Regions from separate parts of the Mus musculus genome. Here region 2 is linked to region 1. The links are chromatin loops, found by intact Hi-C in ENCODE. Cell type or tissue: heart. All regions are shown on one strand. Each heading gives the region's core, and the rest is flanking DNA. Links, peaks and the distances in the headings are about the cores only.

What was found. A loop is a pair of places that touch in the nucleus more often than their neighbours do. Peaks named below come from ENCODE experiments on the same cell type or tissue, not always from the same donor. Only the 100,000 strongest peaks of a DNase experiment are listed, where the experiment ranks them.
Region 2: a loop joins it to region 1, with 2.0 times the contacts of the local background. A loop is called at or near these places in 3 of 42 quality-filtered maps.

Annotation. Positions count from the first base shown.
Region 1 is chr4:105,912,315-105,920,400 of GRCm38, forward strand. No RefSeq gene overlaps it. Among named protein-coding and RNA genes, the nearest start is that of Gm29922, 71 kb to the left of the region's middle. In heart, for the core only: a CTCF peak has its summit at 2,878 (motif pointing left); no DNase peak of the experiment used is centred there; H3K27me3 peaks cover 713 bases.
Region 2 is chr4:105,561,010-105,569,095 of GRCm38, forward strand. No RefSeq gene overlaps it. Among named protein-coding and RNA genes, the nearest start is that of Gm40217, 250 kb to the left of the region's middle. In heart, for the core only: no CTCF peak of the experiment used is centred there; no DNase peak of the experiment used is centred there; H3K27ac peaks cover 213 bases.

The sequences.
Region 1 (8,086 bases), core at 1,847-4,346:
AACCTGAACACTATTCAGGAAGCTTGAGGCTATTGGTGCAAGGGGCTCGTACAGGTGGGGACTACCCCAGGTCCCTAGGAGAGGAAACACAGCACCCCGTACCTCAGCAGCACTCTGGTACATCTGGACTTTCTCCTTCATTCCTTGGCGCTGTGCGAGTTGATGAGCTGTGGAGCACAGCCAGAGTGTTTTCAGAACTGTTAGCTATTATGTCCTAAAAAATAATAAATTGCATGCAGTGATCTGCTTCTTTCTTTCAAAGCAACTGCAGAGCCAAAACCCCAGGCTCTCTCTAGGGCACACATTGCCTGGTCATCAATGGGGGAGGGGGATCTATATCCCCAGATACCCCCACTTAATCTCAATTCCTCACTCAGCACCAGATGCGAGTCCTCTTGGTCCCCTGATACCGTGACACCCTTACAGGCTTCTCAAAGCCCTGTTGGCAGAGTGAACTGAGATCCCAGCCGTAGGCAACCCTCTCCTCAAGACACTGGCTCTGAATAGATTATTTCAGATCATAAAACGTACTGATCCAACAAGCTCAAATCCACAAATAACAGGCTGTCCAGTGAGTAGGGAAGTTACCATTGTGTCAGCTAGAAAAGCCTGCTCACCGTATGCCTTCTGCTTTCTACTCTTTTCCACATCTGCCTGACAACTTTCTCTCTTGTCCCACCACCTCCTCCTTCCTCTCCCCTCTTCCCTCTTCTTCTGTCTTCTCCCCCACCCCCGTTCTCCCCTCCCATATCTCCCTATTATCTCTATTATCCCTCTCCTTTCCAGGCTTCATGTTGCCCCCACACACACACCAGCCCAATGCATACCTCTCTGCCTTTCCTTCTTCACTTTAGAACCCTTGGGACAGCTCTGTAGCAAACAAAGTTTGTGACTGCCCCCCAACACACACACACACACACACACACACACACACACACACACACACATTAGAGCTGGGGCATCTTCAGTGATGCTGTTTAAAACCTATTGCTTACTATTTGGCTGAGGCCACAGTTTTAGTAGGGGTGTTAAAAGCTGACCACTAGCTGATAGATACACAGTTTCAGACCCAGAAATGGAAATTCTGGGCCCAACATGTCTGGGATATTAGTGTATTAAAAAGCATAAGAAGGGCTGAGACTATAGGTCAATGTAGAGATCTTTCCTGGCAAGATCTGTGTGAGCTCCTAGTTTACTTGCCAAGCCTGAGAACAAACAGAAACAAAGAAAGGGGGTTGAGAGATTGCTCCTTAAGTAAGAACACTTACCATGACTGCAAGAGGACCTGAGTTCAAATCCCTAACATCAAGCCTATAAGCCCAGTGTTAAGGGCTTAGAATGGTTCCTCTAGGAGCTTGTGCCTAACTGAAACAGCAAGCTCAAGGCTCGGGGCTGTCCTAGTCAGGGTTTCTATTACTGGGATAAACACTGTGACTAAAGCAAGTTGGGAAGGAAAGCATTCATTTGGCCACATCACAGTGCATCATTAAAGGAAGTCAGGACAGGAACTCAAACAGGGCAGGAACCTGGAGGCAGGAACTGATGCAGAGGCCATGGAGGAGTGCTGCTTCCTGGCTTGCTCCTCATGTCTTGATCAATCTGCTTTCTTATAGAACCTAGGACAACCAGCCTGGGGTAGCACCACCCACAATGGGCTATACCCTCTGAATTAATAACTAATTTAAAAAATTCTCTATAGGCTTGCCTACAACCTGATCCTATGGAGGCTTTTTTTTTCCCTCTGAGGTTCCCTCTCAGCTAGCTTTAGCTTGTACCAAGTTGACATAAAACTAGCCAGAACAGTAACACATGCTCTCAAAAACAGATGAAAACCATAGAAGAAGACACATCATAATACTCCTCTGGCCTCTACATATACATACATACACATACACATACATACACACACACATACATACATACATACATACATACATACATACATACATACATACATAAAATCAAATCACAAGACATGGGCAGTTCTGTTTGCAGCATTCAGTAGAATTAACCAGAAAGTTGGGAAATGTCTGTATCGCTAGCTCTATGATCTTGCAGAAATGTACTCTATGTAGGTCTCCATTCCTAACTTTCTGAGAGGTTCTGAAGCCTTGTTCTGTCCCCCCAGGAAGAATTTAAGGTCACCTGGGTTCAACAACAAGAGAGCTATGGATGATGGTACAAACCAAGAGCAATAGCATTATGGGACACATATCCCTAGCATGGAGTAAGAGGAGTGAACAGAGTAAGGAGGGTCCCACATGAACTCAGTCATCAGCTGCTGCAAGGAAGCTCCCTTTGAAGCTGGGTGCCTGCACTTGGGAGACTGTGGAGGGGGCAGTAGGGCCAAGGAGAAAGAAGCAGGGGACACTCTAGACAGAGAGGGCTCAGCAATGTCACAGGAGCCTTGTCTTTCAGAAACTTGTCCCAAATTGAGGTAAGGACATTTATAATCACAGAGGTTGGGGGGTGGGGGGAGCTACCATTGACAACTGTGAGTGGCTCAGGAAAGGGAGAAGCTGTGAGAAGTGACTGAATTCCTGAAAGGGGACTAAGAGTAAAGGGCTGTCTGCTGGCAGCCCTCTCAGCACCTAGAGGAATAATTCCTTTGATGTACAGAAGTGGTCTGGGCCATGTTTCCAATGTCCCCTGCCTTGTCCTTATACTGACATAAATACAGTGTTTTATTTCCTCACGCAGTTAGGGAATAAAAGTATGCTGATGTACTTACAGGGGAAATTATTTCTACCTTAAAAAAACCTAACTACTGACGAGCTGTTCCCAAGACACAGGTCAGAGGCATTGTACAGAAGCTGAAGGAGACCAACAGTGGAGTCCCAATGAGCCCCTAGACTTGCACGTTAGGTCCCCCCCTACTGGCCAATTCAAGATTTTGCCGCTTGGATTTCTTATCTCATTGCCCCTAGACTTCAACGCAGTCTGTGCTTCTGTCCCCTCAGAAACACTCAGGATTCCTCTTGCGGGTCTGACTCCCCATCCTCACTGGAAGCCTCTTTCTCTACATCTCCTCCTCCCCTCTACCTCATGACACTTCACCAGCATTTCTCAACTTGTGATTGGTGACCCCTTTAGGGGTGAATAACACTTTCAAGGGGTCGTACATTCAGATATCCTGTATATCAGATATTTATATTACAATTCATAACGGTAGCAAAATTACAGTTATGAAGTAGAAACAAAAGAAATTTTATGGTTGGGGTCACCACGAGGAACTGTATTAAAGGGTCGCTCCATTAGGAAGACTAAAAACCACTGCTCTAGACCGTTACATACTCCAGCACAACACTGTGCCCAGCTCTAGAGTGCTTTCCCAGGTCTTCTGCATGATGGGCGTCAACACAGTCTTTGAATCCCGGACCAAAGTCCCATCCACTAGGCTTCTTCTGAGTCTCCCATGCACTTTACTCATAGCGTTTAGATGAACACACAACCAGGTTGGCCATGTAGATATACAGAGATGCCTGATGTAGTGATGAGAAGTTGATCGGGCTCCAAAGACATCTATCCTTAGTTTAAGTCTCTTGTCCCTGACTTAAAGCTTTTGAATAAAGTCTGTTAAGGAGTCGAGGGTTGTTTCCTTACTTACTAGATCATAACATAGTCTACTTCAAAAGTATAGCATGTGAAAATAGTGGCACATGACACATGTAGCCTGAGTGTGGCTCCCAGCATGGGGCCAATGCTCTAGATGTGGCAGGAGCAGCTGGAGGCTGACCCCAGTTTCGCATTCTCTTCTTTGAGACACTCCCTAACTAGACTGTAAGTTCCCTGGAGGTAGGGTTTATGGCTCCTTCTTCACAATTGCTTCCTAATGCATGGCTCAGAGCCTGAATAAATATTTTTAAAGAAATTAAAATAAGTGCCATGACACTATGGAATGAAATGGACTTGAACTGAATCCTTTACAGGCCCCCCCCCCCCCCATGCAGAAGACATATCTCATTTATTTCTGAAAAGAGAAAATTAGAAATTTCATTATATGGTGATCAGAGCTGTGGTCTTGGCAGCTGTGGAAAGATGAGATGGTCTGCCGCGCACGATGAGTCACGTGCACCTCTTCCTTCATCTTCCGGGCAGCTGCCCCCACAGGGCTGCCGCCATGCTGGACAGTTCAGACTAAACACATATCCATCACTGTCTCCTCACACACTGCATCACATCCGCACAAACGCTGCAATAGGTTCCCAGGGACAATAAAGGAGACCACCTTGAAGTCGTTAGTACTCATACCTGTCATCTTGCTGTCTTCCTTCCTAGAGCAGCCTCAGGGTGAGTCCATGGGGCAATGGCTATATGGCAAACCATTCCTCATGAGCTGAGCCCTGGACAGCTCACTAGGTTCTGCTCTTGAGAAGAAGGGAAATTGTGAACTTGACACAAATTCCACTGATGAGAGTCACCTCTTGGCTCTTATTTGTTCCTCATGAGAACATTCATGATACAATGACAAGCATTTGGAGGAACTCCTGTGCAGACAGTCATTTACTTGGATGAAAAAAGAAAAACAACTTCATTTGGCCTGGAAGGTTGACAAAGAATATCAAGAGTTGCATTCTTCACTTTAGTTGATGTTGAATAAATATTTATTAAAGGTGCACCATATAGTGCCCAGAATGCTGGGCACAAGGAAATGAGATGTCAGCCCAGGCTGCTCAAGATAACTGGGCAGTCAGTATAATAGGCGACGGGCTCAGTATGTGCAGAGCAGGTTCCCTCTGCTGACTTGGGCATGATCCAGAGAACATAGCGATGTGAAGGGATGGATCACCTGGAATGTACTCCTGTGAGTACTGACTGAGGAGGGAAAGGGTCAGAGAAAGACCCAGCAAGAAAACAGAAGTAAGAAAGCACACTGCCCATCACAGCAAGGCAAGAAGCTGTCACCGGGGGTGGAAACAGAAATTGCCTGCTCGACGCCCAGAACATTTTCTAAAAGCATTAAAGTTCCAACAGAGTCATTTCAAAATCCCCAGTCAAACTAAGTGTCTTCTGTGGAGGGATTGTATCTCCATGTTCATTAAATAAAAGTTGTCTCTCGGTTCCAGATCTTGAGCTATTAAATCCTAATAGCTAACACAGATTAGCTGTCAGGTTTTAATATAGCTGTCTTCCAAAGCTTTCCCAAGTCGAACAAAGAAAGAAATAGAAAAACAAAATACAAGAAGCAAAAATCCAAGTCTGTTGAGATGACTAGTTTTGTGTGAGAATTTGCTTAGGGCAGGATGCTCAGTTGTCTGGTCAAGCACTGGTATGAATGTGTATTGTGAAGATGTTTTATAGATGGAATTAATATTTGTTAAATACTTTCTCAGGTAACAATAGTAAGGCATATCCCCTCCACAGTGTAAGTGGGCCTTATTTGTTCAGTTAAAGACTTTAGCACAGATCTCATGGTACCCCAGAGAGAGAATTCTGCCATGATACTTTAACATAGGAACTTTCCCTAAGTTTCTGACCCGCTGTCTTGCCTATCAGATTTGCGATCCATGTCTACTCTATAATTCTTACCTGATTTTTCAGCCACCTGACAGACTCGCTAGCCTTTGCCATGGACATGAGCCAATTCTGTAAATCGAACCTTTCTGATCGACAGACCCATAATAGATGTGGGTAGACAATAGACAGAAGATAGGAGACAGCTAGATACATTGTGGATAGATGATAATAAATAGATGATAGATAGGTAGGTAGATAGATAGGTAGATAGATAGGTAGATAGATAGATGGATAGATAGATAGATAGATAGATAGATAGATAGATAGATAGATAGATAGATAGATAGATAGAGTAAATTGAGGCAAGATGAGTAGACAGATGATAAATATAGATACAGATGATGATTGGTAGGTAGATAGATGATAGATAGATGATAGATAGACAGACAGACAGATAGATAGATAGATAGATAGATAGATAGATAGATAGATAGATAGATAGATAGATAACAAGATATAAAATATGTATACATGTTTCTACAAGCTCACACATTCATATGCACATATGCAGCCAGGAGGACTCTGGCTGATATAACTAGAATTCATAAGATTGACTCCAGCCTCCTCTCTCTTTCCATTTCCCCACCAGCACACCAAGATTGATGACTCTCACTTTGAAGGTGAACTGAGTGTGAACAAACTCCACACATGAGAAGCATGCGGCCGATGTCTCGCCATTGTTTCTCGTCCTCCTCCCTTTGATTGATTGATAGGACAGACACAAAGCCAGAGAAGAGGTATTTTTCTGCTGACACAAGCTGCCCTCAGTGAAAGCTGATCTATAATGGATAGTGCTAAACAAATGACATAGAATTTACTCTTGGAACACTATTGCCAGCGTGACAGATGGCTGCTCTAAAGGCAATGGCTCAAGAGCTCACCTTAGAGAAAATGTCCAGGTTAAGTTTTATGTGTGTAGAAAGTAAGTTCTATGACAAGGGTGGCGACATTTAGATGGGGAGAGAGCTTAGCCAAGGAATTAAACATGTCAGTGACCTCAAAAGGAGACTATCGTTGAAGTGGAAGGTGAAAGGGGGCACATTTGGACAGTTTGACAAGTGACACAACAGGAGGAAAGGTGGAATGGATGTCACTGTTCTCCATGAGAGCCATGGGTTGCTCTCAATAATTCACACGGTGGTAGGGGACAAACAGAAGCCCAGTTCTAACTCTGTTATCACAACTGGCTTAAATTATTATCCCTTGCTTAACTGACCACATCACAAACACACAGAGGGAGGCAACGCAGGCAGGCTCACTTGATGGAATCTTTACAGAGGTAATTTCTCATGTTTCTGTCAGCAAAATTCTCAACATCAGAGTTATCCCAATGTCACACAGGAAGTGGGTAAGATAACGTCACACAGGGCATGGCAGAATCTCCAAAGCCTGTTACGCTCCCAACCACAGCCTTTGTAAACAACTAAGAAGTGTGTTTTGGTATGGGTGACAAAGAGGCCCACCAATACTGACTGACCAGTTGAGGGTGCTAGGTTGAAGTGTGGGAGGGCAAATGCATCACACCATGAAAAGGGTTGTTATTGATTAGTTATGCCTGTCCAGAGAGCCAGGGAGCTCGCAGGTGGACCAGAAACTGTCAGTCCTAATCTGGTGCAGTATTTCTAATAACTTACTTCCATTTATACCACAGGTCAGCACAGAACAAACCAAGGGACAAATCAGACCCTTTGTCTGTTTTTTTTTTCCATTTTTATTAGGTATTTAGCTCATTTACATTTCCAATGCTATACCAAAAGTCCCCCATACCCACCCACCCCCACTCCCCTACCCACCCACTCCCCCTTTTTGGCCCTGGCGTTCCCCTGTACTGGGGCATATACAGTTTGCGTGTCCAATGGGCCTCTCTTTCCAGTGATGGCCGACTAGGCCATCTTTTGATACATATGCAGCTAGAGTCCAGAGCTCTGGGGTACTGGTTAGTTCATAATGTTGTTCCACCTATAGGGTTGCAGATCCCTTTAGCTCCTTGGGTACTTTCTCTAGCTCCTCCATTGGGAGTCCTGTGATCCATTCATTAGCTGACTGTGAGCATCCACTTCTGTGTTTGCTAGGCACCAGCATAGTCTCACAAGAGACAGCTACATCTGGGTCCTTTCGATAAAATCTTGCTAGTGTATGCAATGGTGTCAGCGTTTGGATGCTGATTATGGGGTGGATCCCTGGATATGGCAGTCTCTACATGGTCCATCCTTTCATCTCAGCTCCAAACTTGGTCTCTGTAACTCCTTCCATGGGTGTTTTGTTCCCACTTCTAAGGAGGGGCATAGTGTCCACACTTCAGTCTTCATTTTTCTTGAGTTTCATGTGTTTAGGAAATTGTATCTTATATCTTGGGTATCCTAGGTTTTGGGCTAATATCCACTTATCAGTGAGTACATATTGTGTGAGTTCCTTTGTGAATGTGTTACCTCACTCAGGATGATGCCCTCCAGGTCCATCCATTTGGCTAGGAATTTCATAAATTCATTCTTTTTAATAGCTGAGTAGTACTCCATTGTGTAGATGTACCACATTTTCTGTATCCATTCCTCTGTTGAGGGGCATCTGG
Region 2 (8,086 bases), core at 2,994-5,493, 350 kb before region 1:
CAATCCTGTGTGAAGCACTTTGCTAGACAGTCATCACATGCATTTGTCATGAAACTCCCAAGATACAGTCTTTTCCAAACTACATTTCAGAGAAGATAAACACAAACAGGACCATTGGGTCCATTTAACACTTGATTTATATAGAAGAGGAGGGGACAGAGAGGGATACAGGGAGAGACAGAGGGTCTAGCTCAGCATAGCCTGAGACTCACTGTACAGCCCAATCTGTAACTTAAAGCAATCCTTCTACCTCAACCTCTAGAGTTCTTGGAGTATATATGTGAGCCCCCATGCCTGGCTTTCTCTTAATGACAATACAATTAGATATGTATATGAACTAATAATGGCCTTCTGCTTCTGGTCCCCCTACCTATATCCCCTGAGTTCTGCACTAGCCTGCACTGGCACACCTGCAGCTGTGGGGATGCAAAGAAGGACAAGAGTGACTGGGATCTTCAATGAGAGCCAGTGATCCTGCCCCAACTTCATGCATGAGGGAACATTAAGAAGACAAATCTTGAGGGGCAGATCAGCAAAATATGCAAATATAAATTTTATTTAAGAGACAAGATGTGAATGTCTCATCCAAAAGGGTGACTCAAACTTATTGACAGTTGAGTTAATTTCCCGACACTGGAATCCCAGGAACACTTTCTCATGGCCACTATATTAACAACAATAAAAACTTTGACAGTTTTCATTTTCCAAGGATGTGGCAAAGGAACTTCTCATAGCCATTGGGGGAGTAGAAGAGTGGTTTGGCATTGCTCAGATCAGAAGTGTCTATGACTCAGCCAGGCTTCAGGGTTTCCTTAGATGATCTCCTGCCTGGTGACACATGGAAGCAGGGTCACAGCATTCAACACGAGGCAGTTTAGAATACCAACAACAGGGAAAAAAGCAAATGTCCGCCTGTAGTAGATAGATAAGTTAATTACAGGATAGTCTGTGGGAACATATCCTCCAACAATGAAGGTCAATTAAGAACAGCTTCACCATTCACATAGACAAATCTGAGCAAAACCAATAACATTCAGTTCAAAGAATAAACCACATAGGACTATATTCTGGGTGTGTAATTTATGTAAGGACAAACAAGAGAACATAAATGTGCAGAGATAAAGCAACAAAGAGGAAAGTGATTTGCATAAGTCTAGTTTAGATGATTTCTCTAGAAGGGAGGGCAATAGACAGCAATATGCTATCACATACGCACTAATGTAACTGCAGCCATATATATTTTTTAAAAAACCCGCAAGATCCAACCAAGCAAATAATAGTCCTTCCCACAACATCAAAATGCCAACGTTGTTAACAAAAGTGAAATCTAGAATAAGTTTTATAATCTAGGTGATTTCTAGAGAGACCTGTACACACCAAGCATGTTTTAAGGACACACTTCAAACTCATTAGCATGTTTCAAGAAGGGAAATAGGATTTGATTGAGAGAAAAAATAGAATAGGGCAGAAAATAGCTTGCTTGAATCATTGTTTTAAACAATGTCTGGCTGTGAATTCATACGCAACATTGTCCTTAAAAACATTTAATGAGGTGGGAAGAAGTGGCAGAAAACTGTCATATAGGCTAAGTCCTGTTCTACCTCTTCGAGCCAACTTATTTTGGAAAGTTCATAGAAGCTACTAGAAATACTCCTTATTGTGAGATAATCCAAGCTTTTTTTGACAAGAAGCACTGTTTTCTGAAGGCTCAGGGAAACAACAACCTTTGCCATTGGAGGGAAGACACTGCTGATGAAGCGTGTGTTGCACATGATCGTGGCATTTCTACGCCTCATTCCAATCTTGCAAACCCCTCCTATTTATCCTCATCCTGTCAGGCCTGAGAAGAAGGGAAGAGCAGATGTCCCAATTCCCAGGCTAATGTTACACAATTGATCATATAAAATGGTGTCCCTTGCCAAGTCAGACAGGAGGCAAGCCTATTGGCTGTCCTGCTTGAACTGACTGCTCACCCCAGATGCTGCACTGAATCCTAAGGTTTCTCTTAGGTACACTGTGGCTCCAAATAGGGAAAAATGGAGAAGAATGGTCTAGGTTGCAGGACACTACCTTACCCAAATATCTGGTAAACAGATGCCTTGACAGGAAAGGATTCCGATAAAGGGAGGATTCCTGGGAGACCAGGGAAGTCAGGAGCATCCCTAGTTAATGGGGTTAACTCAGAGAAAAGAGAGACGGCATTCTTGTTATTTCTGAGATGTACATAGCAGATTTAAGACCTGAGATGGATATACAGATGGCAGATAGATACAAGATACATAAATTGATAGATGGGGGTGGCCGGAGATGACTTTATAAACAAGTAAGGGAAGATTATGCAAGATGTTTTCTATTTTTCCCAAAACTAAAAAAAAAAATCACAACCAGATGAAATAATTTGTGCTAAATGATGAAAACTAAAGCTTCAGATCCCCTCACTCTTATCCTGACCCCTAGAATCTGCAGTCTACTTCCAGGTACAGACCTCCTACACACACGCAGGACAGCCTCTGCATCTAGAGATCACTTAGAAGGAAGCGTTCTGAGAAAAGGCAGGTCAGTCCTCATGGCAAAGTGAGTACCAGTGAGGGACAACCCCAGTCTTCCATTTGCAACCTCCCCACCCTCCTCAGCTTAGCCACAGTTCTGATGGGCAGCTCTGAGGCACCTGTCTTAGCCAGAGTCCCTGATTTTCAGCTTCTCCTTAGTCTAATTCTTAGGAGGCAAGCACACACACACTGTGTGTGTGTGTGTGTGTGTGTGTGTGTGTGTGTGTGTGTGTGTGTGTGTGTGTGATATCCACTGTCCTTTTGCCTACACAGACTTGATTTCTAAAAGCCAGTACTTAAAATTCCATGCCCTTTGGGTTTTTTGTTTTGTTTTTTGTTTTTTGTTTTTCCTAAACAGTTAAACCCTGCCCTCAGTGTATGCTGTATGTTTGGGAATATTGGAAGGACCAGAGAATGAAGCTCCCTATCTCAAATCCAGGGAGAGTCTTCAAAGTTCCTACGATGACTAAAGGAATCGGTGGTTTCAGACTTTCGGGCCCCTCTCTTCTCTGCACAGATGGCTCTGAGGCTCCATTCTACACAAGATTCCTCAGTGTCTCGGAAGGGGTAGCCCCAGGGAATAGAGTGGTAACTTACCTACTAACGAGTATTCATTCTCTTGGCTTTGATCTCCCAGGATCAAGTCTTTGCTTTTGGGAACACATTTTGTTATATTTCCTATCACAGGACTTTTATCCTATTTTAGGCTTAGTAGTCTTGTCTAAGCTAAGACAGTGCCCAAGACAGTCTTCATCAGGGAGTAGGGCAAGGACCGAGGGAGATAGAAGCCTGAAGATCAAATGCCTGATCTTCACCTATCAGGTAGATAATTCTAAGAGGTATTCTCTACATGTCTTTTGTCTCGGGGATTCCTGCCTAGCAGTCTGACCCATGCACCTTCCTTCAGTTTTATTTTCTTCCCTTCACACACCACACTCTCTAACTTCTGTTTCCCAGGATCAGTTTCAACAAAACTACCCGCATCCAAGTCTCTGACCCGGTCTTTTGTTTCCTAGGCAACTCAAACTCAGACTCAAAGTTTATGGGAATGGAGGTACAAAATGAGCTGGAACAATAGCTATGGCTGAGAGTTAAGGAAAAGGTCAGAGGGCATGGCAAGCAGAAAAAAGTTATGAGCCAAGTTGGGGAGGCAGGACTGGCTAGAACATTTTCAAGGCGTGATGTAGTAGGCTAGTACTCATGGAAGGCTCTAGGTGGTAAGCTTCAAGAGAGAATACCAGAAAGGAAGCCTTGCTTCCTTGCTTCATTTGAATAAACTGGTACACAGAAATGTGTAATGCTGCTCTGAGGGTCACCCGCTACCCTATGCATCACCTCCTGCCTTCACAGCTACCTGGCTTATTTTGGTTCATACCATTTTATTACTGAGTATTTTATTCTTGCTTTGTTTTGTTTTGACTACTTTCCACATGCTTAACCAGCAAGTATAGACATTTTCCCTCTTGTGAGAAGTACAAGATTCTTGGGATACCGGCTGTTGTCAGTCAGGTCCATACAAGCTAAGGGGCAGGGCCTGTGACATTTCCCTCAAGTCATGCTTGCCTAAAGACTGAGGAAGGCCCCTGAGACACTGGTTGTGTCACCTGAGGTCACTCTATCCCTGGCCTGGTGGCCTGTTTTTTTTTCCTGCCGTCCCTGTGGCTGGCTTTTCTCCAAGTCAATGGATCTGAAGACAGGACCATCCTTCTCTGCTGAGGAGCAGAGTCAAGAAGCTGCCTAGGAGGAAACATAAAGTAGTTAGTATAGCCTCCTGGGATGCTTGACAGGTGGCCATGGGAGATCAGCAGGAGCCTGTGCAGGATGTGGGAGCTGCCATGGTTATTGTTAACACAGAATGGGACCTTTAACAAGCCACAGGTCTCTTCCTGTTAGGGAGCATCTCTGCACAGTATCCTTTTGTTCTTACCTCCTCTGGTACCTAGAGGAGGGTAGGCTTTATTGCTAGTGACTGCACTCTGGTTTCCAAGCTCGACTCAGACTCTGCAGCATCCTGCTTTTCATCACCCCCTAAGCTCTGCTCAATCTGCCTGCTCAGTGAGGCATGTGCTCAGGGAAGGCTGGCTTTGCCTGAACTCCTTCGGGGAATCACGGGGGCTTTCCCTGAACATTTGCTCATTGTTAGGGGCTTCTCTACCATCAGCCTTTCTGCACGACTGGATCTTGTCCATGATCTGAGAGAGATTCCACCATGACTTGCTGGAAAGCAGTCATGGCTGTACCGACAGGATGGGTGTCCAGTGATGTGTTCATTGAACTGAGAGAGGATGTCAGGAAGAGAAGAGAGGACCTCTAACTCACTCTGGGTGAAGGGGGAGGGCAGCTGTAGGGCTGACACTCTCTATGACCTACCTCATCCTTCTGAACTTTAACTTCCCAGCTGCAGAATTCAGACAATCACAACGAGCATTTGCATGAAACTGTGCCTCATCCAGGGAGCCGCCCCAGAACGCTGCCCCAGCTCACTTGGATTTGGCAATCCCTGACTCTATTGAATAAGCGTTGCATTCCATTCACTGGTGCCTCTTGCCTGGATGAAGGCAATGGCCTCTTGGTTCATCGCCTTGCCTTCCATCTGCTACTAATTTTTCTCTTCACTTCGGCTGGAGTTGTTCTCCTAAATCATAAGTCTGATTTTTAGCTCCCAGGAACAACAAGAGAAACCCATCTAAGTGCACCCCCAGCCTTTCCATCACCTGAGCTCATTGTCATCCTCCGGCTTGGCTTCTACATATTTATCCTGTGGTGGCACACTTATGCTTTTCAAAATGCCCTGCCCTCTACTGAATATAGCATTCTTCCTAGTCTTTACCACCTTGATGGTCTTGGGTGCTCAATGATTTGCTGAGCTCCAAGTATTCTTAAGTGAGGCTGAAGTAGTAATTCCTAATGAAGAATATAAAGTACTTAGGTAAGTTTAGAGTCCTGAAAGATGGTCAGTGACATACTAGCGTCTTATCCTTTTGCTAAATTCTTGTTTATTTTGTAAAAGCCAGTGAGGACTCTTCTATGAGGCTCTTCCACACCCCTGGTAGAGGAGCTGCTTCATTCTTCCAGCCTTATTCAGAGTTGGTGCAATACTGTGTCTACCACCCTGTATTCCTATGTCTGTGTGTTTGTCTTGCCCATCAGCCTTGCCCTCCTTGAGGAAATGTGCTATATTTATCTCCTCAGCCCTGTCACTAGCAGAAGGCCTGTCTTAGGGTAGGTACCCAGTGCATGCTAAATGAATGAACAAATGACTGTTTTCACTCTCTGGTAGAAAGGACTTTCATTAAAAAGCCAAAGGAAGGAAATGGTCAGAACGTGTGGGCTTGTTTAGTCTGCTCTGCCCGATTAACGAGGCACACCCACACGCTCCATTCCCCTGCTCCGCTGCTGTGCTAGAGCAAATGTCAGAAGGTTAGGTGGCATCCTGTCTCCCTTATCTATATGGCTGTGATGTGGCCAGGGCGCCCTCCACACCCCTTATCCAAACAGACAGGCTAGCCCTAGTCACTGGGAATGCTTCAAAACACTAATTTAACATTTATCCCTAAGAAGTCTGCAGGGGTAAATAAAATAATTGAAGCTCATTAAACAGACCTATGAAAAGTTTTCTGTGTATTGCCTTAAACTGGAGGGTATGGCAGGATGAAACAGAATAGACATATAATGCAAGAATGGCCTTTGAGCTATGTTTTCATGGGTGGAGAGGGGTGACCTGGACTGTAGAGATAACATTTTAAAGTTATTTGGTTGGTTAAAATAATTCCTGAGCTTGATGATGATGATTTTGACAAATGAGAGGGTGCAAATTTCCATCTTATCAGTTGAAAAGATAACAAGAGCTAAAGGAGAAAAGTCTTTGATAATCTCCAGAACACTTGCCGTGGGAAATATCAGATATGTGATAATGCCCATATCCACTCTGAGTGGGTAAATAGAGAAATGACTGTCGGTTGATGGTGAGTGTCATGAGCTTAGTAACTGGCTGAGTTTGTTTTTAAGTCTGGGTCTTGTGAGATCGGCTTCCATGTTGGCTTGGAGACTCAGTGTTGACAATGTAGTTGAGCTTAGTCTGAGATTTAAACAATGGAGTTCAAATCCTCACTGATCACTGGAATCCCCACCCCCCCCCCCCACCCGCGCCCCAGCTTCCAATAATAACATGGAGACTTTTTGTTATTTATGAAAGCTTAGGCCTTATACCTTAGGCTTGTTCCCAGCTAGCTTGTATAATTTAATTAACCTGTTCTACTCTATTCCATGTTTGCTATGTGGCCTGTTACCACTCACTATGTCCCGTTCATCTTATCTCCTCCAAGTCTCAATTCTTTCCAGAGTTCCTATCTCTGCCTGGATGTCCCATCTTTCCTCTCCTGTCCTTCTATAGGCCATCATCTCTTTATTAAACCAATCAGACAGTGATGGATACGAATGTTTACAAAATATGATGCAGGTGCTAAACAATTGGAATAACAATACCAAAGTCCGGCCTGTACTGGGTTCTGAGCCAGCATGGAAATCAACATTTGAACAATACAAAGACAAACTTTACATGGTACTCAGGACGGTTATCCCAATTCACCCAAGCACGAGCTAGCCAGCCAACTACAGAAAACTAGATTTACTTCCACAGTCCTTTTGTTATTGTTTTGGAAGAAAGTGTTGGGTTGTGGTCCAAAAATACCACTTATTTTTGTTCATCTTTGGCAATTGTGGTTAATACAAGATGATATTTATCTCAGAACTACAGGTGACTGCCTAAAACTTGGAAAATTCTTTAGGTTTAAACTGTCCAGATATTTTTAAAAAATAATATCACTTTTAATAACAATAGATAAAAGTTGTATATCTCTAATATAGTGAGAAATTTACTTTACTAGTTATAATGACAATAATGACCTATTGGTGGTGGTAGTGATGATGATGATGGTGACAGAGAGTAATATTCTCTGAGTGTTATGTTAGTACATTTGGGCTGCCAAAACAAATATATATATATTTGTGTGTGTGTATTGTGTGTGCATGTATAATTTTGGATATATATGTATATAGATATATATGTATATATGTATGTATATGTATATATACATATATAGATAGATAGATATGTGTATACACACACACACACATATTTATATGTTGTTGGCTAAACCACCATACACTGGCTGGTTTAAATAATATCAGTTTACCTTCTCATCATTGTAAAGGTTGGAAAGTCTAGGTCATTTTGCTAGTAAGGTTAATTCTCTCTTCCCCCATCTGCAGATGGTATCTCCTGGCTAAATCTTTACGTGACTCTTTCTTAGCGTATACCCCCAAAGGAGGTATGGGATTGGCTGAAAGTTAAGGAACAGAATGGTAGGAAGAAAGGGAGGATTTTCTCTAGTATCTATTCTTTGGAAGACACTAATTTGCTCTGCTTAGGGCTCCACTTCATGACTTAGTTACTTCCTTAGGCTTCACATCCAAATATATCTCCCCTGGGATTAGAGGTTTTATATATGAGCTCAAAGACAGCACAAAATTTCAAC